Regions from separate parts of the Homo sapiens genome. Here region 2 is linked to region 1. The links are chromatin loops, found by intact Hi-C in ENCODE. Cell type or tissue: endothelial cell of umbilical vein. All regions are shown on one strand. Each heading gives the region's core, and the rest is flanking DNA. Links, peaks and the distances in the headings are about the cores only. Region 1 overlaps MCTP2 (multiple C2 and transmembrane domain containing 2). Region 2 overlaps LINC02852 (long intergenic non-protein coding RNA 2852).

What was found. Hi-C counts contacts between places; a loop is a spot of excess contacts. Peaks named below come from ENCODE experiments on the same cell type or tissue, not always from the same donor. Only the 100,000 strongest peaks of a DNase experiment are listed, where the experiment ranks them.
Region 2: a loop joins it to region 1, with 5 times the contacts of the local background. A loop is called at or near these places in 11 of 110 quality-filtered maps.

Annotation. Positions count from the first base shown.
Region 1 is chr15:94,404,905-94,420,255 of GRCh38, forward strand. The region is part of intron 17 of MCTP2 (multiple C2 and transmembrane domain containing 2); the gene reads left to right. Among named protein-coding and RNA genes, the nearest start is that of LINC02852, 180 kb to the right of the region's middle. In endothelial cell of umbilical vein, for the core only: no CTCF peak of the experiment used is centred there; a DNase peak (open chromatin) is centred at 8,267.
Region 2 is chr15:94,570,937-94,586,287 of GRCh38, forward strand. It overlaps LINC02852 (long intergenic non-protein coding RNA 2852), which reads right to left. Exons shown (of 3, transcript XR_932641.4): 2 at 13,818-13,889; 3 at 12,576-13,109. Among named protein-coding and RNA genes, the nearest start is that of LINC02852, 11 kb to the right of the region's middle. RefSeq lists an enhancer at 6,098-6,177. In endothelial cell of umbilical vein, for the core only: a CTCF peak has its summit at 6,181 (motif pointing right); no DNase peak of the experiment used is centred there.

The DNA.
Region 1 (15,351 bases), core at 4,318-12,317:
GACGGATGTTCTCCTGTGATCTGTTGACAGAATGCTGCTTGGTGTCTTTATTCGTCATTGTGACACTTTGTTCATGTTCCAACTGCTCGCCTTGGCATGACAGGGCAGAACAGAGGCGCTGTCTGAAGCAAGGTTTTAAGCCAAGGATTTATTAAATGACCCGTAGTCAGGTCCTCTAATTGAAATTAGCGAATGTGATAGTTGAGGGTTTGCTACACAGGTGTGAAAGGAGCTATTTTAGTTGAACCAGTCCCTGGTGGGGCTTTTCTTCTTGTGACAGTACAGGAAGTGATGCTAACACAACAAACTAAGGGCAGAACTGAAGGGATGTGTTTTTCTTCTGTTTTTTGAGAAAACATAAAATATTAACTTTATGTTCTAGACTCTAGCTCCAGGTGATACAAACATGAACATTGCAGAATCATGTTTAATCTATTCTCAATGTCAATTTTAAGACTTTATGAAAGCAAACCATACGTTTTCCATGGATGCCTATGTACATGTGCATGAACATAATCGTATCTTGTTGAAAGCAGCAGTTAAAGAAAAGCAGGCTCTTAAGATCTAGGTCCGCATGGTGTCTCGTCAGAAGTGGATGGACAAACGTGAGAGAACTCACCTTGCTAGATGACCCAAGCATCACCTTCCTCTACCATGCGATTTATCACTGCTACACTTACAGGAGTGGTTGTATTCCCAACATGAGAGAAGAAAGTTATCAGTAATGCACCTGCTATGTTAATGTTGCTGCATAGTGTTGAATTTATTGTTATCATAAGAAATTAAACATGGGCATTTGTAGGGTGGTCAGACCATTCCAAGTCAAGTTTCTATAGACTCAGTTCTTCTTGTTAGGATGAACATTGAAAATCTTTCTCATTTTGTCTTCTGGGTCTTTCTCTTTCCCCTATGTTTTTCAGATATTTTGGTATCTTGCCTTTTCTAAGGTTTACTTAGTTATATTAAATTAAGGATATATTTTTTCTTTTTTCTTCCTTCAGAAAGTAACATTCTTGACTTTCCCATTTGAAAAACAAATTAATATGAGATGTTGACTTAGTGAATGAGGCCAAATAGAACTGAAATATTTTGCCTTGAAGTAAGTGCACCTGTATATTTCCCTATGAATAGATTTGTAAATATATGTGGTATTTTATACACATGTATATACATTTATATACATACACAAGACGTGTACATGGCCATTCCCACACAGATTTTGACTATTTGAACTATTATTCATAGTTCATGTTATTTCAGTGCTTAGACACTGTCCCAAGGATTTTATAAATTTAGTTCTCACAACAACCTGCTGATGTAGGTGGTGATTACTATCTTCTTTTTACAGATGAGAAAAATAAGCCTATAGAGGTCAAGTACAGTGACAGAGCTCATGTGTGTGTATGAGGTAGAGGTGGAATTGAAACCCAGGCCATCTTGCTTTAGTCTGTGCAGGCTTAACCCTTCAGCTATTCTGCCTCTCACTGATGCCCAGGATGCAATGTTTGTTGTCCTTGTATTTACATAGTGACACCGGGACCAACCATACTGATTGTTTCAGATCTGTATTTAGATATTATGTGTGGGGATTAAGCCTGTTCCAAGCTGTGATGCTATACAGGAAAGAAACCCTCATTACATGGGCGAGAATAATTCTTTAGCTCAGTTATTTTATTCACAAGTGATGATGAGACCAAAATTAAAGAAGCCAAACATGGAAATGCCCAGCCCCTGGGCATCACATGCATTTGGCATCCTTGGAATCCAGCTGGATAATTTGAAAAACCCTAGAGCCTTGGTTCTAGACTGAGTCCCAAATTACAGTCTGACTTGTTTTTCCCCACCTTTGAGGAATGCTTTTAGATGATGTAGAGGGATTTTCAAGGGGAGAAGAAAGTAAAAACAGAAAACAACTAGTGGAAGGGATCATGGAAGGCATTGGACTTTTCAGTTGTTTTTTTTTTTTTTTTTTAAGTATTCCAAGTTGTTCAGAAAAGGGATGGGGTAGAAGAGAATAACCACCCCTTATGTTCCTTTAAAATATCTTGAAATAATAGCTATAAAAGAGATAGGCCCATATGTCTAGTGGGGATCTCTATTTTATATACCCAGTGTCTCAGTGCAAATACATTATTTGATCATAATAAAGATAAATTTGTTCTCAAAAGATAACTTTGCATTGTGATATTTATATTGGTAGATCCAATCATGTATGGGTGTTTTGTTATGACATACTTATATTTTATAAACCCCAATGTTGTCTATTAAAAGTCCTAAAGTTATATTATTATATAAATGCATTTTTCATATGTTAAAATATTATTTACTTGACAGATGGCATCATCAGAAGGTGATTTTAAACAGCAAAGTTCTGATGCTTTTAACATAGAATTGCATTTATGCAGTTTCATTTTTCCACCGATATTTCAGGCACACACCTATTGTATCAAGGGAGGCAAGTTTGTGGGGCATTGATGGATTCTTTGCTTTATTAAATTTTTACTTGGATGTTTGATCTAAAAAGTAATCTAAATCTACCATATATCAACGAGTATCTTCATAAAGCTATGATTTTAACATCTGTGACTTTTTTCCGATTTTTTGAGTATAGGGAAATAAAGAATTTACTTTTCAGAGTTGACAAGGACTGAAATATGATACACAAATTAAAGCATCAATCAACCTCTCCCTCAATAAAGTTAAAAAATACAACTGTCCACTCGCTTGGTAATATCCCATATTTAACATATATAGAATTTTTAGCTTTTAGAGATCCTAGAATATTGAGAAAATGTGAAGTAATTTCACATAGAACTTAAAAACAACAGTAGCAGTAATAGAGCCAACCCTTCCAACACACATGTACTTGTGCACACACACACACACACACACACACACACACACACACACACATGCATGAACACGAAGAAGCAGAGGACATTTGGGAAATTAAAAGTTGCTCTGTTGAATGTTTTGTGAAAGCAGTTTAGTAAAAACCAAAGGCAAGGCCTTGAGGACTGCTGTTTTCCATGATTTCTCTGTGGACCGAAAAACATTCAGATTCATTTTGCTTTGGTACAAATGACAAATGCAACACTGTTTTGAGATTCGACTCATTAAATAATGCTGGTCAAATGTCTTTTTGATGCTTTCGATATTTATGTGTTAACTGTGTCTAAAAGATTTACTTTAAGTTCTGTCACCAGTTTACTCACAACGAAATGCACCTGCATTTCATTAAGCTCTTTCATTGGCTATGACATCCACCAGAAGTCACAACTGGATGTGCAGAGCAGACATCGCTGCCCATTTGCTAGGTGTGTGTGCAGTTGATGCTCAAAAATTAAAAGTATTTGTGTAAAGCTGGAAAAAAGAAATTTCAGTTACAATAACCAGAAGAAGAGGGGTTTTAGACATCTTAAAAGTGTGTATATATAAGTGCACACACAGAACCATATACACATATATGCAAAATATATAGGTATATTCAATGCTTAAAATATTTGGCATCTTATGGTTTTAACATATATAAGATAGTTTCCCTAGTCTTCCTTTTCATGAAGGACTACATAATATACTTTCAAAATGTTTTAAAGTTTTTTTCAGCACTTTTTTAAAATAGGAACAATCCATCATTGCATATTGTGAGCATAATTTTTACAACATAATTGCACCTTCTATTGGCAGGTTCTCAGGCATTAACTAATTATGCAATTTAATAAAATTACAGTAATCGCATTAAAAAGATTATCTGTTAAAAATTTAAAAGGACACTATTAACTATTTTAGCATATTTTCATGTTTATATTTTCAATTTTGTGAGTTGTGATTCCAGACAGAATCATAGCTAGATCGACTGAAATCACTTATTCTTTTGGAGCATTCCAATTTTGACTAGTAAACATTAGATCTCAATTATTGTAATCATAGCACAGCCATATTCACATAGCCTGGTAGATGTAAATGGTTAGCTCCCCCTTTTGTGTGTAGGTCCAGGCTCTGCGTGGGACCCTGTGTCACTACCACTGCCTTTTCTGAGCTTTCTGTTGGTGTGCACTTGCAAGCACATATTTTCTGCCTTCTCTGAATTTTCTTTTCAGGATTCTGTGATGGTGAATACTGAATGTCAGCTTGATTGGATTGAAGGATACAAAGTATTGATCCTGGGTGTGTCTGTGAGAGTGTTGCCAAAGGAGATTTGAGTCAGTGGGCTGGGAAAGGCAGACCCACCCTTAATCTGGGTGGGCACCATCTAATCAGCTGCCAGTGCAACTAGAATATAAGCAGGCAGAAAAATGTGAAAACAGAGACTGGCCTGGCCTCCCAGCCTACATCTTTCTCCCATGCTGGTTGCCTCCTGCCCTTGAACATCGGACTCCGAGTTCTTCAGTTGAGGAACTCGGACTGGCTCTCCTTGCTCCTCAGCCTGCAGATGGCCTATTGTGGGACCTTGTGATTGTGTGAGATAATACTTAATAAACTCATATATATTAACCACCAGATGCCAAGCAGAGCTCTACCTCAAGGCTATGATAATACTCAAATATGAATATATATATATTCCTATTCCATTAGTTCCATCTCTCTAGATAACCCTGACTAATACGGATTCCTTGTCTTTTACAGATCCCAAGTAGTGCAGTCTAATTCACTCTGCTTTCCAGAGATACCCTACTGAGCTTGATCCAGATTTTAGGATCTTCAATCTTAAAGAAAAGACTCCAGAGGTCGTGTAGCAACTTAATGCAGCTGATGTTTGACTACCACCTTCTTCAGGCTTGCTCCTTCTCCCGATCCTCCCTCTTTCCTCCTCTCTCTTCCCTCTTCTCCATCCCCTTCCCACAAGCAGTGATGGTTTCGAGTATCTAGTACACTGCTAGATATTGAAATGCAGGAATGAATTTTCATACTGAGCACTCGTAAGTCTATCAACCCTCCTCCCCTATTTTCCACTCACCCTTCCTTTCCCCCTCCCTTTCCCCCTCCCTCCCTCTCTCTCTCTCTCCTTCCTCCTCACCCCATTTATCCCCTCTACTCTGCCTCTCTCCAGAAGCCCTCCTCACCTCCTTAGTTTCCCTACTTTATTCCCCCAAGTTTCTTCTATCATCCTCCCTTATATTTGAAAACAAGCATATCATAAGAAAAAATGTGCTCTTTGGGAATTAAATTAGGTCATAAGCATGGAAATATTTTAAAAACATGGAATGGGTTACAAGTATGGGTAGGAATTACTGCTATCTGATATAACTATTGGTGGGTGATGGTATTCTTCAAATTCAGAGAAAGGCCTCGCTAAAACACACACACACACTCATGTGCTATTTCATTGCAAACTGTTTTTGTGGACCTGGACTTGTTGAGAACCTGTTCAATGACAGGGTGGAAATGCAAAGCTTGGTATTGTGTGCTGTGGTTGGTGTTCAGGAGTCAATCATTTCCAGGGCTACTTAATGTCTATTTAACCACCAGATGCCAAGCAGAGTTCTCCCTCAAGGCTATGATGATACTCTTCATGCTTGACCTAATAAATTCAGTTCATGTCAAAAATAGATGGCTTATGCCTATAGTTCCAGCACTTTCAGAGACAGAGGCGGAGTTTGAGTCCAGCCTGGGCAACAGAGTGAGACCCCGTCTCAAAAAAAGAAAAAAAAAAAGAAGAGGTATTTTATTTCAATGACTTAATACTTCCGGTTAATGTCATGTGTTATATAGTTATGCAGTGTAACACAGCCTCATGATTGAAGGATTGTTTTAGTATATTGCAAGCTGCAGAAAGGCAAAGGCCCAGTCTTTCATCTTTGTGCATATCCTTACTGCTTAGGATAATGTTGGGTACACAGTAGGCATCTAATCAATGCTTCTTGGAAGGGTGCTAGAACTAGTGAAAATCATCTGTTACCAGATGTTGCTTTCTTTTTATTCGTACACCTCCGTTGATCATAATAGCCTGTGGCCGCATCAGTAGCTAAAATCCAAAAACAACCTGGCAGCTTCATCATATTCTTGTCTGTTATGCATTTTTCTGGCTTTTTCTTGATCCTGCCCATCCAGGAATTGTGCTAACTAGTAGCAAAATGGCCAAAAGGCAGCCAGGAGGAGGAAGAGAGCTGGAAAATCTCTAACTGCCATCACAGCCCCTGAATCTGAGAAGATTCTATTTTTGATATTTTCAGAACTGAATGCCTTTTCTCCCCTTTCATTTGTTTCTGTATGTGACACCTGGATGTGCAAACATTTTGTGTGATGCAAAAACAGAAAAGAATATTTAGAAATAGGGGGACCTGGTGTGTGTGAAAACAGTTATAACCAATTCCTTATGTAGGTTTTGACCTGTTGAAGAACATGCTCAGCACTTAGATATCTGGCTAATTTGATATTGCTTTTTTTTTTTTTTTCTTTTTTTGCAGTCTGAGCTTTGTCATTTGTTTCTAAGCTGTCATTTTTATTAGTCTCTCTGGCTGATCTTTTGGGGCTCCCCATCAGGTGGCATGTGCTCGCCATTGTCTGGCTGTGCTTGGCAAGCGGAGGGCCCTTTTATTGCTGTGTGATGTGGGCGTGCTTGCTGGGGTAGCCTGTAATTAGACCCACCACAGGTGACAGTTACTAGAGAGCCCAGTAATCGTTCTAGCTGCCTGATCTGATGTTTATGGAGAGAAGCCTTCTTTGTGGTCTGGTCAGGGTTTACTACAGCGTGTTGTACTTTTGCCATTTGATTTATGATTTAGAAAGGTGTGTTTTGTTACTGCTCCCTTTATCTAGGGGTTGTGTCATTGGCTTTTTAAATAACAGATGTGTTTTAGAGGGAGATTTTTATTATAAAGCCTGATCATCCCCATCTCACGTATACAAAAAAAAAGATTTTGATATTTAATCAAAATCAGGTTCAATATGTAATCATCTAAGCCTTGCTCTTGCACAGTGTTTACTGACTGTTCTAGTCTCCCTGGGATTCTCTTATTACCTAAATCCATATTGGTTTTGGCCTTTTAAAATGACTTTTCTATTGCTTCCCAAGCTCTTTAAAATTTCTGTTTTAATTCATTGTCTGGGATGCTTCATTTTGTCAAGGAAAAAACCCAAAACAAAACAGAAATATACTTGTGGGCCCCATTGGTGTTAGGCAAGACCCAACAGCTGTTGTTTTTAATATAGGAAAGATGGAGCCACAGAATGAGGTAGGAGGGGCTTTCATGGTCAGTCTGAGGGGAAGAAGAAAGCTGCAGGCTTCAGAAAGTGATTTTCCCAAGGCCTCCTCATTTGTTTGAATAGAGGATTCTCAGTCCTACACTACTTTTACAATGCACGGCTTGTATAGTCATAAACTTTGAAATTACGGTTTTAGTTCTTGAGTACAAACTGCATATACACAGGATCCTTGGACTCTGCTTTTTTTTTTTTTAGGTACATTTTCCCTCAGGTCTTACATTTGAGTAAAAATAGTTTGTGAGTCTGTGGAGTTGCTATTCAGAGTGGTAACATGCCGTAGGGAGATGTAAATCTGTATTGCTACCTCGTGCTCACTTGACTGACTCTTCCGTTGGAACAGGTGAATTTTCCTCATCAAAATGTTGTGTCCATGGTGATGAGAGTAATGAAGATGATAACGATGATCACAATGATGACAAGGATGATGATGATGATGAACGGTGTTTTTGTGTTTGGGAGGTGTTTAAGTTTTGACTTCTGCTCTAAAACCTTGCTCTTTATTAGGCTTTAGCGATGCTGTTAGTGAAGCCTTGTCTTACATTGTCTTCTCTTTAAGGAATAGAGTATTGCTTCTTCAGCTAAGTATGCCTTTGTTAATAGCCACATTTCTTCTGCTCTGGGTTAAGCTAGGTACATGCAATTATAAACATTTTGTGTCCCATAGCAAGAGCAGTTTTCCTTGGAAATCACCGAGACCCTCAATTTTTTTTGCAAGGAAACTTTTATAGGCTAATTCATTACCCCCATCCCCAAATTCTACTTTTCACAATAGGAAAATGCATAGTGTGTTTAGCTGTGAAAAAAAATTAGCCGACTGTGGCCTCATTAACTGCACCTCTTTCGGCAAATTTGATTTTGCATTTCATTGGCGATTTTTACATTTTTGATAATCTACATGTTTTCAAAAAATTGATTTCCTGGAAATTTAATCAAAAACAGGGTTGGGGAATAAGAGGAGGGAGAGAAAAAAGGAAAAGGAAAGAAAAATAACAAATAGCTTGGCAATCGCTTGAGTTTACTTAAAGATAGTCCTGCAGGTGGCGATAGAAACTCATAAATGATAAAATCCTAAGGTAAATTTCTGTGGGCTACTTCTTGGGGATTTTAATTTCAGCAATTTATTTTTAATTTGATACAATCGTCTATAAGCAGAAATTATTACATTAGTAAAAAAAATTCAAATTTTCATGTTGTGTACTTTTCTGTTTTTATAATAATTTTCTTGAATATTCTGTAGCACATTCTTCCTTATGCAGAAGAAATAAGATCCAGATTACTGCCCAGTTGGTACAGATTTCATTAGGAAAATAACCATTTTAAGGCTTCTTTTTTTTTTAATTTCATTTTTACGTTCTTTAACCTGCAGCTAAAATTTGATGCTTATGTCATTGGCTAGGTTTCACTTCTATAAAGGCCTTTGCTCTTGGGTGTGACATGGCTTGCTTAGGCATGACGCTGAGTGTGTGTGTGTGTGTGTGTGTGTTCACAGAGACATTCCTTCATATCATAGTATCAAATCTAGTTGCTTCCAGAGGCCATTTCCTCCCTTAGTTAGGTGTTTCAAGTTAGTTTTAATGTGACTAGGATCACAAATTTCTTGAAAGCTATTTTATCTAGGGATAAAAACAAAACATAAATATGTATATTTTTAACATTAGACAATACATAGTGAATATGATAACATTTTTTCAATTCTTTTAGTTATTTTGGGCATGAGGCATTGTCAAAGCAAAGTGAAAGCATTTGGAAGACAGGAGATCTTTCTTTTCTGCTAGTTAAGGTTCAAGAGTTTTTAAATTGCTTTTTGTGACTATATATATTCATTTATGGTTTTTTAAGTTTGAATCTGAAAATGCAAACTCTAAAGGATAAAACTAATTTTCAACTTTCCTATTTTCTTGTAGTCTCATTTAGAAAACCTTTGCAGTGTACATTTTCAAGGTGGAGCTGCCTTGATTCTAAGAAAATGTAATTATTTTGGTTTAAACACTTTAGGCTTTAGATGTTGAGTGTCATCAACAGATAACTGTGATGGTCTTGAGCAAATTATGTGAATTGCAGTCTCTGCCTTTCTTCTGAACATTTCCCTAAGTCTTATGGTAAAGTTCAAACCAGTAATGTCTTATATGCTGTACCCTTGGATCCAGAATTTTTTTTATGATATAATAGAAGAGGCAGAAAAAGAAAGAAAAGAAACCTCTGGCCTTCTTATATTCTGTTTCAATTGTTCTTCCAATTACTCATGAGGGAGAGGAGTGGAATGCAAGTCAGACACTCTGAAAACCTATTTTGCAGCCTTCATATAAAAAATATTCAGTTCTCTGCTCTGTTAGCAGCTGACCAAAATCTAATCCGTTAAAAAATACATCGTGGTAAGCAGTTCTTGAAAATGTTTATAATAAATGGTAAAAGCCAAGCTTCCACTGTGAGATTAGCAGTTGGAACAGGACGTGTTCATCAGGAAATAGGTTATTGCCTGACTAGTGTGTCCTGCAGAGTAACCTGCAGGATAGATGAAGATTTAAAAGCTTGCAGTGCAAGGATTTTATTTGATTTTCCCCCTTTGCTTTCTTTTGCATATTCCAGTGTTGTTTATCACTCATGGTATTTTTCCCAATGACTCTCTTATGAAGTTCATTTTACAAACAAAAAGTGTGGCATGTTTTGGGGGTTGGTTCCATTCACGCCCCATGATCATCTAATGACCTATGGGTATTAATGTTGCTAATACACTTTTTTACATTACAGACTTCGTAGCTTAAAGATAAATGTGAAAGAATATTTTCCAGAGATCTGGACCTACCACCAGCTTCCATCTTAAAGATACAGGAAGTGCTGCAGAGAATTATGGTGTCTTTCCTGCTTTTTGCTTGACTGCAGTCCAGCCTGAGAGTCAGTGGACAGTAGTGCTCATGAATAATGCCTTCTATGTGGATGATACCTACAGTAACACAGGAGTGACTAAGAGATCAAATACACTGGCTAAAAAGCCTTAGGGAAGCATTATGTGTCTGAGGTCTGATCTATTGTCTGGGAGGTCGCAGAGTGTTAATGCACTCTGCAAAGATTACACTCCCTCTCTAATTGCTCAGACACTTCCTTAAAGGATTTAAACAGTCAGGAAAGGTGACGCTCCTTGTCAATTTTTGTCTTCTGCCTGCAGTTGAAGTTTATCTGTCTTTCCACTGAGACCACTAGATCAAGTAACCTAGACGGTGTCAAAGGCATAAACTCTGAATTAGGAGTGAAAGCAATAAGAGATGTTATTTACCGTACCGTTGTTACTTGCTCTTTAAATGCTCTGCATTCCATTTCTGGTGTTTACATAGTGAAAACGACAGCATCTCTGTGTTCCAAAGCGGGGCTTAAAAGGGTCCAAGGCTTCACTTTGACTTTTGATCAAATTTGTTTTCATAATCCTTTCGCAGTGCCATAACACCCCGTGCAGCATTCTCCTTTTAGGTTATTATTTCAGCTAAATATGTAGAAAATAGGTGAACTTTAGGATTCCCTCGGTGCGTCCCCCCAACCTCACCCCTCCCAACACACCCCCATTCTGAGATGTTTCCCCTGAATTAGGCATATGCAAGACCAACCCACATTTAGGACGTGATAACTTTGTCCAGACCATCATTGTAAACTTCAAATGATACACAGACACATTTGAAAAAAGATCTCCTCTCTGCATTGGAGAATCCTAACTCAATCTTGTGTGTCTGGAGAGCTGATATAGCAATTTTATCAGACTCTGTATCTCTTATATTGCTTTGATTATAACTCAGTGTTTCCTAAATGACACTGAAAAGCTTAAAGAAAGGTTTTACTAGTTCTTTCCCAATGGCAGTTTAGGAAATATCGGGGAGCTGTCTGTTTGTGAAGAGCATAATGAACTCCTTAAATTCATAGTCTGTGTTGCTGCTGTAGGAAGGAGTGGGGAGTGCAAGCTTGCATTCCACCTCGAGCATTTTCTACCCACTATGCACAGTTGCATCATTGAGAAGTAAGCATTCCTCTTAGATCAGTTCAAATTGCTAATATATGTGTCCTACAGCCTGCAATATAATATTTACGTAGCTTCCGAAAGAGACCTGCAAGGATTCCCTGTAATTCAAGATGGTAGTCTGACTGATGGGTGTAGAAGGATTTTTTTTTTTGTTTTAAAGAAATTCTTGTTTGTCCCATGAGATTTTCACACTTTTCGGCTGACGGCACTGTATTTTACTCATCCTGTATAAAGCTGTCAGTGTATTCATTATATGTGTGTCTTGAAGACTCTGAGCAGATGACGGGAACAATTGCTGGAGGGGGAAAACACATTTGAATCAAAATCTTCAGAAGAGCATTTCTGTAGTCTCTCCTGTTCCTGCTTCTGCGTGGACTGTCCCTCGCACTTTCTCTGATTGCATGTTATCTCACACTGTTGGTAGATTACACTGAATGTTTCATCTGTATATAAAAATTAAAAATTCAAACAAAAATCTGGCCCACATGAAGAACAGGCCCTTTGGGCATATGGTTCATTATGCATATTCGTTTAATTACTAAAACACTTGCGATGGCTTTAGTGCCCTTGCTTTCAACTTGCAAAGTTGGATCTCTTCTATTGCACAGAAAATATAGTGCAGAATTCTGTTATGAAGGAGGAAAAAAGAAAAGAAAAAAATAGAGCCTTTGAAGAAATTATTGGAATTCACCAAAAGGAGGTATGATTGTCAGTATGAAATAAATGGGAAAAGGGATTTCTCCCCTTCCTCGTCTTTGTCATCTCCTTCTCCCTCCCATTTCTACCACTACCCCGAAGGCTGTTTTTACTGTGGTTAGTTTATAAGTAATGTGAGACTAAGGATTTAGGTTTCAAACATGTTCCCTCTGAGCGCCTCAAGTCTCATGATGAAGCAAAGTTTTATTGTTTAGAAGGGGGCTGCTATGAAAGTGTGACTTTAATTGATTTTTCAGGGCAAACAGGTGGTGATGGTTTAGACATCTCCTGGCCTGAGTGCCACTCCTAATTTGGGTCTACACATATAATAGCTTTATTAAAATAAACAATCCCTTGGCTTTGGTTTTACCTGAACATCTGCCTCCTGGTTTTTAGAGGGCTTTTAAAAATATTTTCACTGTGTGCTTAACAGGATCTGATCCTAACATAGCTAAGAAAGACTTTATTTTCTATTTATGCCATCAAATTTTTTATTTTTATCTGATGTTAAAGACACTAAAATTTAGAAGCATCTTTAAATGGGATAATCAGTGCTTCAGTAGTTTTCTTTAGAGCACCTTCATTTACAGGATGCAACAGATTTTGAATGTAACAGGTCAAAAATTGAATTTGTAGTTGCTGGGTTTTGATTTGAACTTTTATTTTGGTGCACAAAAGATTGTTTGAGTGAGTACACGTACGTGTGTGTGTGCGCACATGTTTTAAGACCATATTTTGGATTTATTCCTGAGCGCTGGTGATGTTTCAGCATTGTAAGAAAGCTTCTTGGACTCCTCTTGATCAGAATAAATTCAAGACTCCTAACAGCATTTCTAAGGGAAAGGAGGATCCAAGCCTTGGCATCGTTCTTGTTTTTAGTGGCAAGTATGTGTGGCTCTGATACAAGCACAATTTTGCTTTTCAATTAAGCAAATAGGTAGTCTATCTGAGTAACGGGAGACCATCCAAGACATTCTTGATATGATTCCTAAAGGAATTGTACTTTGCTATAAATAGCATCACTCACTAATCACTATTGGAGGGTTCCTGAATTCGGGTACCTTAGTCGGTTTTAAACACATTGAATATGTACAGAGCTATTGCAGGCTTAATGTGAACTTACTGCAAGCCTGCTTCTTTTAGTGCCAGAAATAAAGCTGCAAGTGGAGTAACTTAATACAGCGAACTGCTTTACTCTATCACTGCACTAATGCTAATTAGATACACTTGCTTTATTACCCAGAGCATTTTTTTCTGTGTTCGTTCTGATCTAATCTTTCTATGAACATAAAGGAGTAAGTCATGAAGGAGTAAGTCGTAAGTGTTATGTTTAAGCTTTTAGTCACAATTGCAGCCTAATGTTCATGTGAGCAAAGTCAGAGAACACTCTTAGAGAATGCTTTGTCCACTTACAGTCCAATTAGAATCCCATTGGACTTCTCCCATGGAGGGCCCCACAGTGCCAAAAATTACGCTTCTGAAATGAGTAAGACACTTATCGATACATTTAATGGAATTTTGTTCTTGACCTCTTCATCTACCTACCTTTATGGAGAATAAATAAATGTGTGAAGATTTTTTCTCCCTTCCTTTAATCAGAGCAGAGAATTTGCTGATGGCTTTGAAAGATGTATTTACCAAAATCAGACTTTCAACTGCTCAATTACCACCTTCTGCAAAGACGTATAATGAGAAATTTATTGTCTGATTCTAGACCTGAAATTATGATCATTCTAGGGGGAAAAAGCCAATAGTGCAGCACATTAGATGCTTTTTCTCTTTCATTTAGTTCAGTGCTTTTCTACTTTTTAAACTACTTTTTCTGCCTTTATGAGCGGTGTGGGGATTTTTATTGGGGCATAGGTGATTGTTTGACTTTTCCATTTATATGAAATCATCACAAAATGTAGAATATAGTGTGGCCAGTAGCATGATGTAAACATTAAAGGGATGGAATTTTAATAAATGCTTCACATTTAAGAGAATAAAAACTAATAAGAAGTGAATGTATGATACAGGTTAGAAGCCTTCTTTTCCCCCTGTTTAAAAATGTCCATTAATGTATTCTAAAGAGGAAAATAAAAGTCAACAAAAACTTCATGTCTAGAGCAACGGAGTCTAAAAGCCTCTAATTTATATTTAATATTAAGATAATACATTTTATATGTACTTTCTTTAAAGTTAGAATGGATCAGCCATATTCTTCATAGAAATGTTCAGTATAGTTATACTGTGAAACTGACAGTTTGAAAATGATATGCATTGTTTATTTAAATAGTCATAGAGGATAATAAAAGCGAGAAACATATAATCGAGATGTCTGCCTACAAAAGCACTGGGAATAAATGGCCAGATGGGGTTATACCCACACCAAACTGGAACTACTGGATGGAAATGTGTCTTTAAGAGCCAGACACCAAGTCTGATATTCCCCTAATTAACTGACCAGGTCACTTTATGACACATAGAATTAGTCAAAGACAATGTCAAGTAAACACCAGAAATAGTACATTTCACTGCTCATGGATCTTAAGAAAACAAATGGTTAAAGAATTTTGATTTGGTAACCTTTCTTTATATTATGGTACCGAGAGCATGACTTAGAGGTATAAGTGGAAATATGAAGGTTTTATTAGAGGGCAGGGAAGGAAAGGGAGAGTCAGGGCAGGAAAGGACATTTTGATTCTGGAGCTTCATGAAGCTGAGATTTGCCAAGGCCATTCTTCCATTATTGGTGTCTCTTTCCCTTTCTCTAAATAGGACCTTGACTGGGAAGAACATGCCACCTCCTACACCCACTGATTTCTTCCGAAAGTGTAGAATTAGTTTTCTGGTCAGTCTAAATAGCCTTTCATAGTTGCCCTATGTATCTTCACCTCTTTTACATTATATAGGCAGGCATCCTTTTATCAGGCTTCACTTTATTGCACTTTGCACATACTGCTTATTTTTTTTTTTTTTACAAATCGAAAATTTGTGCAAACCTGCATCTAACAAGTTTATTGGCACCATTTCTACAAAAAAGCAAGTTATCCAGAAGTTCTAGCTGAGATAATTGATAAAGGTGGCTACACTAAACAACAGATTTTCAATGTAGAAGAAACAGTCTTCTGTTGGAAGAAGATGCCATCTAGGACTTCCATAGCTACAGAAAATGCTTTACTTTAAAGCTTCAAAGGACAGGCTGACTCTCTTGTTAGGGGTTAATGCAGCTGGTAACCTTAAATTGAAGCCAGTACTCATTTAGCATTTTAGAAATCCTAGGGCCCTTAAGAATTCTGCTAAATGTACTCTGCCTGTGCTCTATAAATGGAACAACAAAGCTTGGATGAGAGCACATCTGTTTGCAGCATCATTTACTGAATATTTTAAACCCACTGTTGAGATCTACTTCTCAGAAAAAAATGATTTTTTTCAAAATATCACTGCTCATCGAACATGTACCT
Region 2 (15,351 bases), core at 2,790-10,789, 160 kb after region 1:
ATTTTCTTCCCACTTTAGGGTGTTACATAGAATAAATGAGTGAGAATTGCCACATTTTATGTTTCTAAAACTCCATCTGAATTCAAGTTCTCACACACCTAGATGTGAGAGATCCAAACGTCTGCCTGACTTGAGGTGTTTCCTCTTCCTAGGATGGCACAAGAAAAATGTGTGGGGGAGGGAGCTGGTTAAACCGCACCTGCTAAGCAGGGAAAGAACCTCTGGACTAGTGGCTGACGTAATCATGACCTCTGAGATGTTCATTGTCCAAGTCCATTTTCAGGCCTGTTATTCCATCCTCTAAGCCAATACTAGAGTTTGGTCCCCCCTAACCATTTCAGATAAGCCCCTGGGAAGTCCCAACACTGGTCCAGCCTCAGGAGCTAGGTTTGTCCTCCCTCAGAAGCAAGCAGGGAAAGAAACTGAAGACGCTAGTTTTAGTTAAATATCTGGGAAGGGTTTAGGCAAGCACCATGGCTTGAAGTCGGTAGAACTGTTTAAGGGAGATGTTTGGGGGCAAAAATCAAGCTGGTTTGAGGCAAAATGGTTGATGTCCAGTCATAGAGAAGTTTTTCTTTCCTCTGTGCTCAGAACACTGTGATGTTTGGCAACCCTGGGCTGGAAGCTTTGAGAGCATCTGTCATCCTGTGTCTAGTTCCCATGGTGAGCTGAAATAATCAGGCTGAGGCCTCATGGACAGCAGGTATGGACAGGTGGGAAAGGAGCAGGGAGGAGGCCCAGTGTGGTATGGAGGCTGCGGGACACAGACTGGTTGAAGAAACTTCCAGAAATAACTGGAGGGCACTTGGAGGACTATTAATTTTTAGCAGTCAGGTCTGCAGGGGCTCAAATGCCATAATTAGGTCATTAAAAGTAAATGTGATAGAACTTTATATTGAACCAAATGCTTGGCCAACAGGGACTATGGAAAAAAATGTTTTCAGATATTAAAAGAAGAATATGAATCTTCATTTTATGCACAGACAGGTAAGATCTAGGTAGTATATTCATACTCACATTTACAAATGGGTACATATTTCAAGCTCATAAAACAAGGATCTAGTCTCAAATTCTACTGATTCGGTGAGATACTAGGTGTCAGTTATGCTCTATTCCAAAGCTAGGTTCTAGATCACCTAAACAAAAGCTCTAAAGGAAGTGAGAACCCTGGTTTGAGGACTATACCCAACCCCATACCTCCAGCTTATAAAAGACTGCACAGGAGAAGTTTGAAATTGGCAAGCATGGTCTGCTATTCTGCCAGTCTCAAGCTGGCTGAAAGGGCACAGAGTACTCCTACAGAATTCAACGTGTGTGCCTAGGCCCTGTGCCACCTGCCTCCACTGAAAGAATAATCTGATGTGAGGCTGACCTTTGCAGCGTGACTTTAGCAGCCTGCTCTCCAGACAGCAGACAGTGCGGACCATGTGAGAGAGTCAGCTGTGAGTTTACCTGGGCATGGGGGGCTAGAGTCATCCCATCAGTTACAAGCTGAATGTCATCTTCCAATTGCCCAGGCAGAAGAAGGGAAGAACAGAACTGTGGCTGAGGGACCCTAGCTAAAGCTGGAGAGGTGATATCTGAAAATGCCCAGGAAAAAGGTCATCTTCAACTTCTGCTTCAATTGGGTAGAAGAAATGAAAGCTATAATAGTGGTAATCAAATGAAACGTTTCTCATTCCTTGCCCCTTGTTCCTCCTTGCTCACCACCGTGCCTCAATTCAAATAATAAAACTATTCGAATCTGAAACCCGAAGCAAAGCGGACCAGGGAGGAGCTGGAAGAGATCCAGAGAGAGGCAGCCAACCTTATCCCACCTCCTTGACTGCAAGTTTCAGCCTGGGGGAGGGAAGGAGTTTTAATTTTGATGATATTCAAAAGATCTATTATTATATTGGACAGGCCAATTAATGAACGGAGACTTTTTTAGAGAATAATATGACCAGTTTTATTATGTTTTATTATTATGTTTTATTATGTGGGACTCACTAGAAAAAATCATAAGACCTGCCCTAGATTTCATCGAAGTCATGGGGAGAAAACCTATCCTACAGAATATGTTTGAAGGGCAGTGGCTGGTGAAGAGGAGGAAATATGATTTTTCACTGCACCATGGAACTCGTTTACTTAATGAAACTGGCTACATCCACCCACAGTCACATTCCTTATGCCCATTAGCTTAGCCCCTTCCTCACTTTCCTTATCTCTATTGTGTCCAGTTTCTGAAAACCGTATGTTGCTCTCCTTCGTTACTCTGCTTAACTCTCTCTGCCACATATGCAGGCACTCCTACAGCCCTTCCTGGCCTGGAGGCACTGCTCTAAACTTCTGCTTGCTTTGCTGGGGCTCCGAGATGCGCCCTGTCTCTCAGGATCACCCTTCCCTAGGATTGGTTCATGCCCTATACAATCCAGCTCTCGGCTGGCGTCCACCTAAAGTGAGGACGGGGCCTGGTTGGCTTTCTCTTCCCCCTCTTCCTCCTGTATTACTGCTAGACTTTTGTATCATGTCCAAGCCTCTCCAGTTGAAGACACAGATGGCCTTTGGGAAGTTTTCTAGAGCCCCTGCTACAGAATTTTATTTTTCCTTTTTAAAATTTTTTGGAGAAGGGAGAGAAAAATTTTGCTTATTACATAGGCAGCACCTGTTTACCATGCATCCCTAATTTCTGGTGTCATAACTAATTATTTGATGGCTCCGAGAGGAACTTCCCATTCATTATATGTCATTTAGCAGCAAATAACTTAAAGCAAAGCAATAGTTCGACAAAATATATGCTGCATTAAGTTGGATGTGAAGTTATGAGGGGAGAGAAACAGACAACTCTCACACTGTAGAGTTTTAAAAATATATTTGTTTAAAATAACTAATTGCTGTGAGTGCCAGTAGAGTTGCAAAGGTGTGGGTTGTCAGAATCTGGATATTCTTATCTCTTCGGTCACCCTACTGCCAAATTACTAAGAAATATGATGAGAACACGCTTTATAGTCAAGAAGGTGATTTTCAAGAAATAAGACTAATGTTGAGGTTAAATTGATTTATTGAAAATCTGGAATAAACACTTTCTTAATTTTCTTATGGAGAGCCCTGACCTCTGGGAATAAAAGGTTTTGGGTTTTGTTTTTTCTGTATCCACCCTAAATTACCTGTCTGATCGTAAAGAGGCTTTTGTGACACATAATTATTTTATCTAAAGACATTCTGAGGTTTTTTTTTTTTTGGTTGTTTTCTTCTTGTATCTCCTTATAAAAATATTCAAATGGTAGACCCTGGGTTAAAGGACTTTCTATTAGGTTAACATATTAGATTGCCAATATATTATTTTTTTACTTACAAAAGTGTCAGTTTTATGCAGTTTAACTTAATACTGGTCTTGAAGCCAGTTACTGGCCAAAGTATGAGATAAACCATCTTTATTTATAGACAACAATCATATAATCCTGGATTTCTACTGATTCCCACTATAGCTTGCTGGTTTAGTAGCCATTTGAGCTCAATATCATTAACTATAAATACCTCAAGCAGCAGACATAATAGGGATTTGAGAACATGGCTGGTACAGTAGAAAACAAAACTGTCAAAACAACCAGTTGAATATCTTGTCTCAACACTAAATTGGGCTGGTTTACACACCTAATAAGACCAATCATGTTCCAACTGGTCAGAGAGAGGATCAAAAGCCAACTCATTACAAAGTGGTCTGTTCAGTGGTCAGCAATAAATCTACTCAATATGGTTGTGAACTTGGTTGAGTTGAGCATCAAAAACTACTTATGGTGGGAGTGCTGATGGTAAAAGGACAAATCTACTGGAGTAACTAGAGTTTCTCATTACTCACATATTATCACCACTAGCAGAAATGGTGGAAAGCTCTTAACTGCGAGTTTCTCATCTTACTTGTTGAGAATAATCACTTGTACCCAAATTCAGATATTGTTGCCTTGGTACTAACATACTGGAATGGTAGAATTCAAAGAAGCAGATAATCTGGAAGGAAATACAACTATGGCTAACAATGGCTACCTTCTCCAGGTGCATGGAGGAATCATACCTGCCAGCTTCTCTGAGAGAAGAAGGGGTACTGGATCCTGAATTACAACTGAAGCTCATTCTTTCACAAACAGCAACAAGATAAATGAGGGTCAAATAATCTAGCACTGTGTGAAATTTCAAAACTCAACACTTCCACCCAGAGTTAAAGATGGTCAAATAGAGAAAACAGAAGAGTGAACCAAAGTTCAATTGGAAGTAGAACCACTAAGATAAAGATAGATAGATATCTCATAGTTATATGTATGTGTGTATATCTATAAAATAGCTATAAATACATATAAATATAATATATGGTTATATCTATATGATATATAGTTATAAGTTAGTTATCAATAGATATATAGATCCATTATATATAGATATAACTATAATTATAGATATAACCATATAGTTATATAACTACATATAGATATAACTAGTTATATAGATATACATAGATATATAGATAACTATATAGTTATATAACTATATGGATAACTATATATATATAAAACCATTACATATAACTATATAGTTAATATCAACTTAATACATAGATCTTGAAGCCAGTTACTGGCCAAAGCATTAGATAAACCATCTTCGTTTATAGACAACAACCATATAATCCTTGGTTTCTACTGATTCTCCCTATGGCTTGCTGGTTTAGTAACCATTTGAGCTCAATGTGTCTATCTACCTATCTATAACTACTTCTCAATAAATAGGTTCATCTTAAGTGGAAACATGTAAGTCGTAGAATTCTAAGAAATATGTTCAGCCTAGCCAAGTGTTGTGCTGAACTCCTATTAACCACAACAGAGAAGGCACCAGTTTTAAGAGACCTATGAGGAGACCCAGAGCCAGCAAATGAGACATGGGGTTTTATTAGGAGCTTACATACAGGGGAGAGGGTCCTGTGGCGGTGGACTGGTCAGAAGAACCGCCTTATGCACAGAAATGGCCCAGTGGCATTGGGCTGGATAACATATTTGCATGGCCCAGGCTGGGCAGGAAAACTGTAACCACTTGCAAGCAGCATGCATCTTGTAGAGCATTTTTAACTTAACACCCTTCCCCTAATGACCTCCACTGGCAACCTTCATTTAACACAACACTCAGGGCCCTCAAACCTCTGTACTGCCCATGTTCCACAGAATGGGTCAGGGGCTCAGATGTTCCTCATAGACAGACGATGAAGTTCTGAGTTTGCTATTTTTGGATTCCCTATCTTAAAACACACACTCAGGTGCGTCTGCCAAACAGGGTCGTTCTAAGGGTATGCTTAAGTTATTGCTATCAGGTGCATTTACCCTACACCAAGATGACACACTACAAATCCATCTGGGGAAGCCTGATTTTCACGTATTTACCCAATGTTATCTGCTAGTAGGTATTCCCTGACCATACTGTGCCGTCCTCTGGATACAGCCAGGGAGAGGAGAGAGAGCAAAGAAAGGGTGAGGGGCCAACCAGCCCTGCCTCACCTCTGCAAACATAACATTTTAAACTGCTCTAAGCCAAGCCAAGAAAGAAGTCAGTAAGCCTAAGGCTATTGGAATGGGCAGAACATCTATTCTATTGCTGAGACAAATGAGCAAAGACGGGCTTCTTATACAAGTCAAACAATTCAACACGAGTTTTGGTGTTAGTTATCAGAGCATACAGACTTTGTGTGGTTATGATTTCTTTCTAACCTGGTCCTGAGATCTCTTTGTTGAGAGTGGCCATAGCTGATACAGTCACTCTCAAGAAAAGTCCTAAGTGAAGGGAGAAAGTTAGGTTTTGGTGTGTTACTCAAGTGAGATACGACGAGGCAGGAAAACCAAAATGCATGAAGCAGAAGAAATGTATTACTTACAAATCCCAGAGAGGTTGAGGAGGCCCACGGAATGTCCGAAAGCAGCAGGGAGTGCGACCAGGGGTGAGGCGCTCAGGAGAGAGGAGACCTGTGGGACTAGGCCTTTATTAAGGTCCGTGGATGTCTTGTAGGCCTTTTCCTGGCAGGTGTGGATTGGCTAACTTAAAGAAAACACGTGCAAAGAGTCACATGACTCTTACATTGACCATTGGGTTTTATCATGAATAGCAGCTGTAGGATGCCTTGGATTTGGGGTTGGTGAGATGAGGAACAACCGGGAGGTGTCACACTCAGCCACTAGAGGGCAACGTTGAACTAGGCCAAAGGTGATGGGGCACGACTAGGTTTCAAATAACTTACGTGAGGCTTAAAGCAATGACTTTATTAACTAATTTATGACAAGATTTCAGAATTCCAGCAGAGCGACTGTCTATGAAGGCAGTGTGTTTCGAGAGAAAGTCCTAGCCTGGCAGACCAGGACTTGTGACTCCTCCATTTCTAAAGCCATCATCCAGTCCTGGTGACTTAACTAAATGAAGGTGAGTGCTAATAGATTCAGCCCCCACAAAGGGGAATGATTCTGGTCACCCTTCTCAGAATCAGGTGTGTTCACCGAACAAGGTGGTTAAGTGTGGGCGTCCCTGTGATCCAGGTGCAAGCAATTGGCTGATGAAGAACCGCCTCTTCAGGCCCCAGAAGTAAGCCTTTGAAAGCTCTCTCATACAGTGCTGCCCTGTGCTCTGATGATCTTGGGAAAAGGGGAACTTTTCCAAGGAGAGATTTTATTTGTAGTTATCCCAGATCACCAGAGTAGAGGCTTCTGTATTTGGCCCTAACAAAGAAGAATGCATACCACCCAGAGAGCTTGGACTCTGAGCAAGATGAAGTATGCAGACATACCTTTGCGTGGTCTCCCTTTGGAAAGGAGGGGAGCGTGTTGTAGTTGTCTGTATCAGGCAAGATAATAACTTTAAAAGAGTATAAAGCAAAATGGCAATACCTGGGTGCTAGGTTGCCTTGTGATGAAATGTAGTGGATTTGGATTGTTTTTGTCTGTCCAATACTTTTTCCTCTTTGGGAGAATTGGCTCTTCCCATAATCTTTATGACTGAGTGGGACCCTCACAGCACAGACCTCTTCTTGGTCACAGCAATGGGCATAGGATCCAAGATATGTTCCATTGATCAATTGATCTATCTTTACATCTACCTTTCTTTCTAACTACTTACTTATTTATTAACTATCTATATATTTACCTCTCTTTCCATCTTTGTATTTACTTCTCTTTCACCTATCTACCTACAGATAAAAATAGATGTAGACGAAAATGTGTTTATATATGAAAAATAATGTTACCAGAGGCAACAAATTCCCTTCAACCAGCTTGAATTTGGTTTCTGATATTTGTATCTAAATGGAGTTTGGTCAATTCCACACTCTTTGTCCCAGTTTTGCTTACATAGTATACAATCTCAAAAATAAAGCAAAGAGTATCATTCTCTTCCTTTCCTTTTAAGATAACAGGCACACGGAGAGTTTAAGTAAAATACTCAAGGCCATGCAGCTTTTAAGTTGCTGACCTGGGATGTGAGCTCAAGCCTGTGTGACTCAAGCCTTAGCACATTTCTTGTGTGCCAATCTTTTTTTCCTTTCTTGGTATCATGATAAATACGACATTTCATGGACTCATTGGCAAAAACCACCTGGTTTCACAAATAAAAATGAAGCCTGTGGAGGCACTGTGCAGAAAAAGCAGAGTGTTTGGACATTCAACTATTTTTTAAAAGAGAAAAAGTGAATTTAGCCAGAATCATGTTAATAAATATAGTTTTATATTAATAGCACCTTACATCTGTGCGTCTCTATTTTACAGAGCACCGTGATATATCCTTCCTTTCTCAGTAAATTATTTAAATTACTCTGGTAAGCTGGCAGAGTACTCGTTATGATTGCAGAGAGGCCATGTGTTCTGGGCTCAGAGAGGCAAGGTACTTTGCCTAATGTTTCACAGCTAGGAAGAGATAAAAGCAAGACTTGGGCCCAAATCTTCTGACTCCAAGCTACAGTTCTCCAATTAATGGGAAAAATGGCATTTCTAACCCAGTGACCGTTGTGAGATTATTCTATGTGTGGTATTTTAAACCCTGCTAGGTAATTTAAGTTAAAAAATGGTTCTTTTCTTGTTTCATGGAAAGACGTTGTTTCTGTCTTCTCTCTCTTCCTCTCTGAATCCCTTATTTATCCCACATAACCATGGACCCGAATGTTAATCCCAGTCACAATGATTGGATATATATGTTGATTTCTATGTGCCTGACTGTTAAACGCCAAATAAAACCATTATCACACTCCCAAATTCTTGTTGCTCAAATTCATACCCCTTCTTTCTATTCTTTTTTAAAAGTCCTGATGCAATTCTGATCATGTGGGTCTCTTGCTTATAAAATTCAAAGTCTTCTTTGCATGGCATCTCACCCCTCACCCAATGCGATTCTGAAGCTCAGCCAGGATGGGATCCTGGTCCATGGAGGTCTCAGGTGAGTGACAGAAATATCTTGGGATCTGGGTTTTCTGAGATGCATGGTCAGCACAGCTGCAGAGGGAGGAGGAGAAGATCATGCAGGCCCTTGGCAGCCAGTGAAGGACAATGGGCTTATGTGTAAACATCGTTGACAGTGGACTGGAGTGGCAGGCAGATGGAGGAAGGGGAAAGGAACACAGCCAAGAGAGTGCATGGAAAAATGCCACAAGTGCCTAGACAAGACGCCTGCAGCGCCAGGAGCAGCCAATCTTGGTCTCCATTATACCCAACTTGGTTTGTGGGATCAAGGTTGATGGGGGGGGGGGGGGAACGCTCTTACTCAAATGAATAATAAGATATGAAAATACACGATTTTGCTTTAAAATACCTACAAGAAAGAAAACATTTTAAAATGCGCTTTCTCCATAACCCCCAATTTAATATTAGAAAGAATGGTAATGTGCAAAGAGTCTGAATTTTAACATTAATAAAATTAAATGGGAATTTGATTATGCTGTGTTACAGCTACACATAATGTTCTCAAGCACAACTTTTGCAAATCTGTTAATTCCACTGGTGATTAGATATGTGCATTTCAACACATCTTGCTGCCCTTTGAAATCTAGTACAATCAAGATGTTAGATTGTAAGTTATTTTCTGGTTATTAAGATGCATTTCAATCCTCATCTTTAATCAACTGAAGATTCGCAAGATGGCTTTGATTCGCACACTGGGGTGTGTGTGTGTGTGTGTGTGTGTGTGTGTTGTGCACACCTCAAATTGATGTGCTGTCTCTCTCATTTCCTGCATCTCAGGATGTTCCCTCCGGTATATGTTATTAATAAGGAATCTGTGTTCAGTTTCATGCACTTAAAAATGGGAGGGGGGGTGTTGGAAGGCTCTTTACATCCCTAAATCCTAGGGGGAGCCCCGTGGCTTGGCCCCTCCTGTCAGAGTCTATAAGGGAAGGCAGAACTCAGCGAGGCGGAGGGAACACAGCCAGTTGGTAGATAACGCCTGGCTGCCCTCTGACCCTCGGGTTAAACTGCTGTCTGGGCTGCTCAATCTGGTAAGCCGAGTTCCAGGGAGGGAGAGCTGCCAGTTATCTGTCAATGCGCCAAGACATGGACTTCATCACAGAGAGGCACACGGACCAAATCTTCCTAATGACCTCTTTCAGGCCCCCCCTCTCTCTGCAGCACTGAGGCCATTCTAGTATATACAATTTAGGGAGTTTCCAAATCATCGAGGAGCTGATGGCTTCTCTGGACCTTCCAGGGAAAGTAAAGGAAGGAGGTAACCTGTTTCTGGAACATTCTATTTCAGGCCTTCATGTGGTTATGTAAGCTGAGAGGATGGTGAGGCATATTCCCCCAAAGTGCTGCTGTCAGCACGAAGGACTCTGCAATTCTGTGGTTTAAATAAGCGGTGTACAGCGCCTCCACCAAGGATTTCAGTCAGGAGTAGAGGGATGGGAAGGAAAGACAGGACACTTTTATGTCAGATGCCACTAGAATATACACAAAGACAAAGCAATCTGTTGAGAGTGAAGAGGACACACACAGAGACTGTGAGTACGCACAAAGAGAGCAAGGGAGAAGTGAGAGAGACAGGCAGAAAGAGACACGAGGACAGAGAGACATGCAGAGAAAGGCACACAGAGCTGACAGACATAGCAACAGTAGACACAGAGACACAGATAGATGCAGAGAGAGGTAGAGACACAAACGCACAAAGGGAAAAAGAGATGGAGACAGGCAAAGAAACAGAGAGGCCCACAGAAAGGGAAGCAGAGAAAGAGGAAGAGACCGGCTGCCAGACAGACCAAGAGAGACAGAAAGATGCAGTCCGGCTGCAGAGCTTATTTGGGGTTCCAAGATGGACACTCGTGTGTCCCTAGAAAGCAGGACTCAGCCATTGGGTGGGCTGTGGAAAGGAATGTACCCCGACCCCCGACCCACACTACAAGGCTCTCCACTGAGGATGGATATTTGGCTGAGCTTTGGAGAAGGAGCAAGGGCTGGCTGGGCATGCAGGAGTAACAGCGGTGGTAGAGATGAGAATTGCTGTTTGGTTGAGCTGAGGAGGCAGACACATGTATGAGCTGCTTCTCTAACATAAGTGCTTCCACCATCCTCCTTGGAGGGCTGTCTTCTTTCCTCTCCTTTTCTCCTCCCCCCGCCCGTCTTTCTGTTCCCTTCTTTCCCTTGTTCCTCCTTCTGTGGAGCTCCCTTTGCTAGTATTTTGATTCACTCACTCTACAAATATTTTCCAACAACCTGACTATGTGGTTCTCAGCCTTCTGGACACTGGAAACAAATCAGTGAGATGAACCAAGTTGGGACTCTCCTTAATTAAGAGTTTTGCTGTCTGGGTGCCCCATGCATTGTACATGACGGGCACCAGAGTCACAGTTCGCATTGAATGAAGGAGGCCAGAGGGCTCTGGAAGGGAACTTGCATTGTGGTTGCAGAGCTGAACATCAGGCATGGGAGAGAAGAAGTTCCCATTCCCAGGCCAGAGGGCCAGTGTGTTTCATTCATTCATGTACCAAGCACTTATGCATCATCTACTACACACCAGGAACTGTGTCAGATGCTCAGGCAATTCAGTGTCAACAAGTCCAACATGATTGGAATTTAGACATTGGGTTCTTTCACTATTCCCCTCAACTAATGAGCAGATGCTAAAGCAGGAAGCAGGTAAACTGAGTCAAAACTCAGTGCTGTTTGCCAGTGACTCATGAAGGAGAGAAGGCCAGGCGCTGATGACCTTTATCACCTCATCCAAGGCTATCCTGCTGTTGAACGTTTTAACTAAATGTCGCCATACTTCACGGGAAAATCCAGCAAGAACAGCTCTGTAGCCTTCCGCAGCTTTTGTACAAGAATTATACGATTCTTAGTAAAATGCAGCTGAATTATGAGAAAAATGAGTTCCCAGGAACTCTAGTTTGGTCCCCAGCTGAGGCTGAGATTAGAGCCACTGGGCTGCCTGCTTCCCAAAGCCACCAAAACACACAAATGATGGCTCCTCAGAGGACAGCGAGGCATGCAAATTAAATGAGCCCTCCTTTTCCTAGAGACATTATCTTTTTCACAATCCTGTCGTGTTCACTTAAGCTCTGTTTAAGCTTGGAGTTAAGGGCTGTGGCATGGTCTTGACACAATTCACACTTTGGCCTCTTTCTGGGATGTGGGAAGTCACAGTTCAGTAGGTGGTGCTGTCGGCCTTTGAGTCAACCTCAGACTGTCCCCTGGCCTTAAACTAGGGCAGTCTCAGGGTGGAAGAGAGCACTTGCTGTATTAAAGAAGACTCCAAATGTCATTGCAACATAAAGGAATGTGCTGTTTCATTAATAAGGTTTTCAGGTACAAACTCAGCCAAATATGACATTTTTTCTATATTCTTCTAGAATTGTTTTCTTATATCACACAGGCATTTGTTTATACATTCACTTAATCAGGCCACAGATGTGTATGTTGAGCTGTTCCTCTGTGTCAGGAAATGTGAAATTTTTTTTCTGAGATTCAGTTAAGAGGAACAAAGAAAATATATAAAATCTGATCCCTGGTACCTAAAACCTTCAAACTAGTATTAATAAAATGGATTAATAGAGTACCTATCATACGTTGGCTAATAGGCATTTGATATGCATATATTATTCGTATAATCTTCTAAGAATTTCCACTTTCCAGCTGTGCAAATGGAGATTTTGAAATATTAAATGACTTGCCCCAGATTGCACAGCTATTTAAGAGGCTAAGGGGACTTTGAGGCCAAGTCTATGACCTTAAACTCAATTTCCTTTCCATTGCAATAAGATTATAGCACCAGGAATACTGTAAAACAGGAGAGGCTCTGGTGCACAAAATTTAAGGACTCACCCTCTCTTACCCTGATAAGATATAAGCAGAGATGAAGTAGCAGCAAGAACAGAGATCTTGGAGCCTGCCTTTTTGTCTTTGACTCCCAGAGTCTCCTTTCATTAGCTATGCAATGTTGCACAAATTTCTTGATTTCACAGTATCAGTTTCTTCATCTGTAAGATGGGGATAATAACAGTACAAGGCACACAGAGGTACTGTGGGGAGTAAATGAAATAATGTATGTAAAGTGCTTAGAGTACTAATGAACACATATATAAGTATTAGACATTCTTATTTTTATATTATATTAAAATAATTACATGGAATAGCTACATGTGAGAAATCCCCTCTATGCAATTTAGCTCTACAGTTCAGAGGGGAAAGAGCGCTTCCAAATACAATAACCTTGGAGGTTGCATTTGGATTAACTTTTGGCATGATGAAAGGATTTTGACAACTGGAGGTAGTAATATTTGTAGCAACAACATCCTCTCTTTCTTTAGTCCTTATTTTATGTCACGTGCTCTGCTGAGTCTTTTATATTCATTTTCTCATTTAATACTTGCAAGAATTCTATGAGGTCAAGACTTTCTGAGCACTTTCAACTGAGTCAGTGTTCTCTCTGCCCAAGACTGCCTCACTAATAAGCGGCAGGATAGAGTTAGCTCCAGGTCTGCTACATCTCCAAATCCATTAGCTCCTGGGCAGACCATAAGGTGGAGAGGTGCAGGCGAGATCTGAAGTGAAGTTGACTTCCCAGTGGTTGTACAGATGCTCTTGGCTAACTTGGAGCAGGATGAGAAATCCACTTTAGCACATGCGGTGTGCCTGTTGGGAAGTGTAAGAGAAAAGAGCTGAGAGCTGGGGTGGGCCAGAACCTGAACTTAAAGAATCTTCAAGGCCAGGCTAGAAAGTTTGCATGTTAGTTGGTACTGAATAGAAAACCATTGCAATTCGGGGATTGGGAATAAGCAAGTATGTTTGCCAGACACAGTTATATGATAATTGAAAAAGAGCTTGAATGACCTATAGTTCGGTCATACTTACATTTTAGAAATGGACAATTTAGGATTAAATCCCCCTATAATCTTATATTGTTGGAACTATAGGGTTATTTTTATCTGTCCTGGGAGAGGCTGTTTGGAATTTTAGATGAGTTAAGCAAAAAGGTGCTAGGGAAATGTGAAATTTTAAAATGCCAATTGGTTATATTGAATTACTTGCCTTTGGCTCTTCATTTCTACCTTTTTCACTAATTCAAATGCATGTACCACCTAGGGAAGCATTTTGAAAATGCAGCCAGCCATTCTTTCATGATAGCATGAGCTACGGCACTTCTATAGTGCCCAAAGAAAATTATACTCTGAACGTGGAATTTAACTCTAAATGGAGACCTCCTTATGATCCAGAAAGATCTATCTACAATGCTTTTTCTTGAATATGTAAGCGCCTGAACCTCTCTTCACTGTCATCCGGAAAGTTATATTAGGATGTAAGGGATTTCTGCTCCTCTTTTCTGTTCTAAATTAATCTTACCGTACACCAGGAGCAGGGCGAGTAAGTGGCAGGAGACAGGGACCCATTCTCCAGCTATTTCAGCAAAGCGTGCTGCAAAAGAGAATTCTTAGTTATAGCACTTGTGGTTTAGTTATTGTTTTAATGAGCCTTTGCTGTGTAACCACAGCACCATTATGACCCGGCCACACCACAAGAAAAGGAAGTTCCCGTAAGCCGCCTCCTCACTCATCTTTTCATGTTGCTGGAAGTCAGCTCCTCTTAGCGGTGTGCAGCTTGGGCTTCCGGAGTTGGCTGGGTCTTTGTGCTTATCAGCGATACCCTCCTGTCTCCCATCCCTCCCTCTCCCTCTTCCTTCTTCCTCCAAACTGCCAGGCCTGAAGTATCAAGGAGAGAAGGCGAAAGGGAGTGTAATGAATCACATGTCTCGGGCCCGAACGGTTGTGGAAAGAAATGCTGGGCAGGAAAAGGCAGCACGCCACTGGGATGAGAGGGCCCCCTTTCTCCTCCTGCCTTTGTCTGTCTTAAATAGAAACAGATATTTTTCACATGACTTTCCCAAGAGACCACAGTTATTAAGAAAGTGCCAATAGTATATTTAAGAAAAATCGCACTCAGTGAGGAAGTGTGTGTGTGAATTGGTATGAAACTGTACAGTGGGATTTCATGCACTTTTGGGAAAATTTGTTCTTTGAATTAGGAGAATGAGCTGGATATTCCAAAATAGAAAACAGGGATTCCAGAGCCCCAGGTTTTCTGTCACTTTTGATACACCAGCAGGTGACTTTTAATGACTCGTTCCGTGGTACCTGACTCTGGTCTTCCCATGTGAGCACACGGCTGTGTGGTATAAACTTGACCCCTCCACTCTGCTTGGTTCTGCGTCATGGTGAAAAACGTGGCTTTCAGAGTTCTATGAACCTGAATTTAAATCCCAGTCTCACCATTCTCTAATGGTGTGATATGGGTACAAAGTCAGTAATTTATGAGCCTCAGTTTTCTCAGGTGTACAACAGGGAGCTTCATACCTGCGGCATTAAAATTTTGTGGCGATTAAATAAAACAACATGTGTAAAGTACCAGGTACATAGTAGGGGCTTAATCAATAATAACTGTTCTCGTCCTCCCATTTCTTCCTCCTTTTCTTCCCCTTCTTTCTCTGTTCTCTTTCTCCTTCTCCTCCTCCTGTTTTGGTAATTCTGGGAGCTGTGGAGCATAACACTGTTTCTGCGTCCTGCCATGAGGAGGTCTTGGCCAAATGTAATCTTCCTGGGCATAGCCATATGCACATAGCATCAGCTTTCCAGTAAGAGCTTCTCAGATGAACTCAGAGGTCCGTGTATATCCCTAATGGGAAAAGAGGCTGGAAATACAGTGCTGGTCTGATTCTTTGACAGTTTCCCAATTCCTAGGGCTCCAGCCATACCGAGTCTCCTTGCCTGTACACGGGCAGCAGGTGGAGGCTCAGAGGATAGTAGGCTACACACTTCTTTGAAATACTGTAATTTAGAATGTAGAAGTGAAACATACGCCACTAACCATCATGATACCTTTT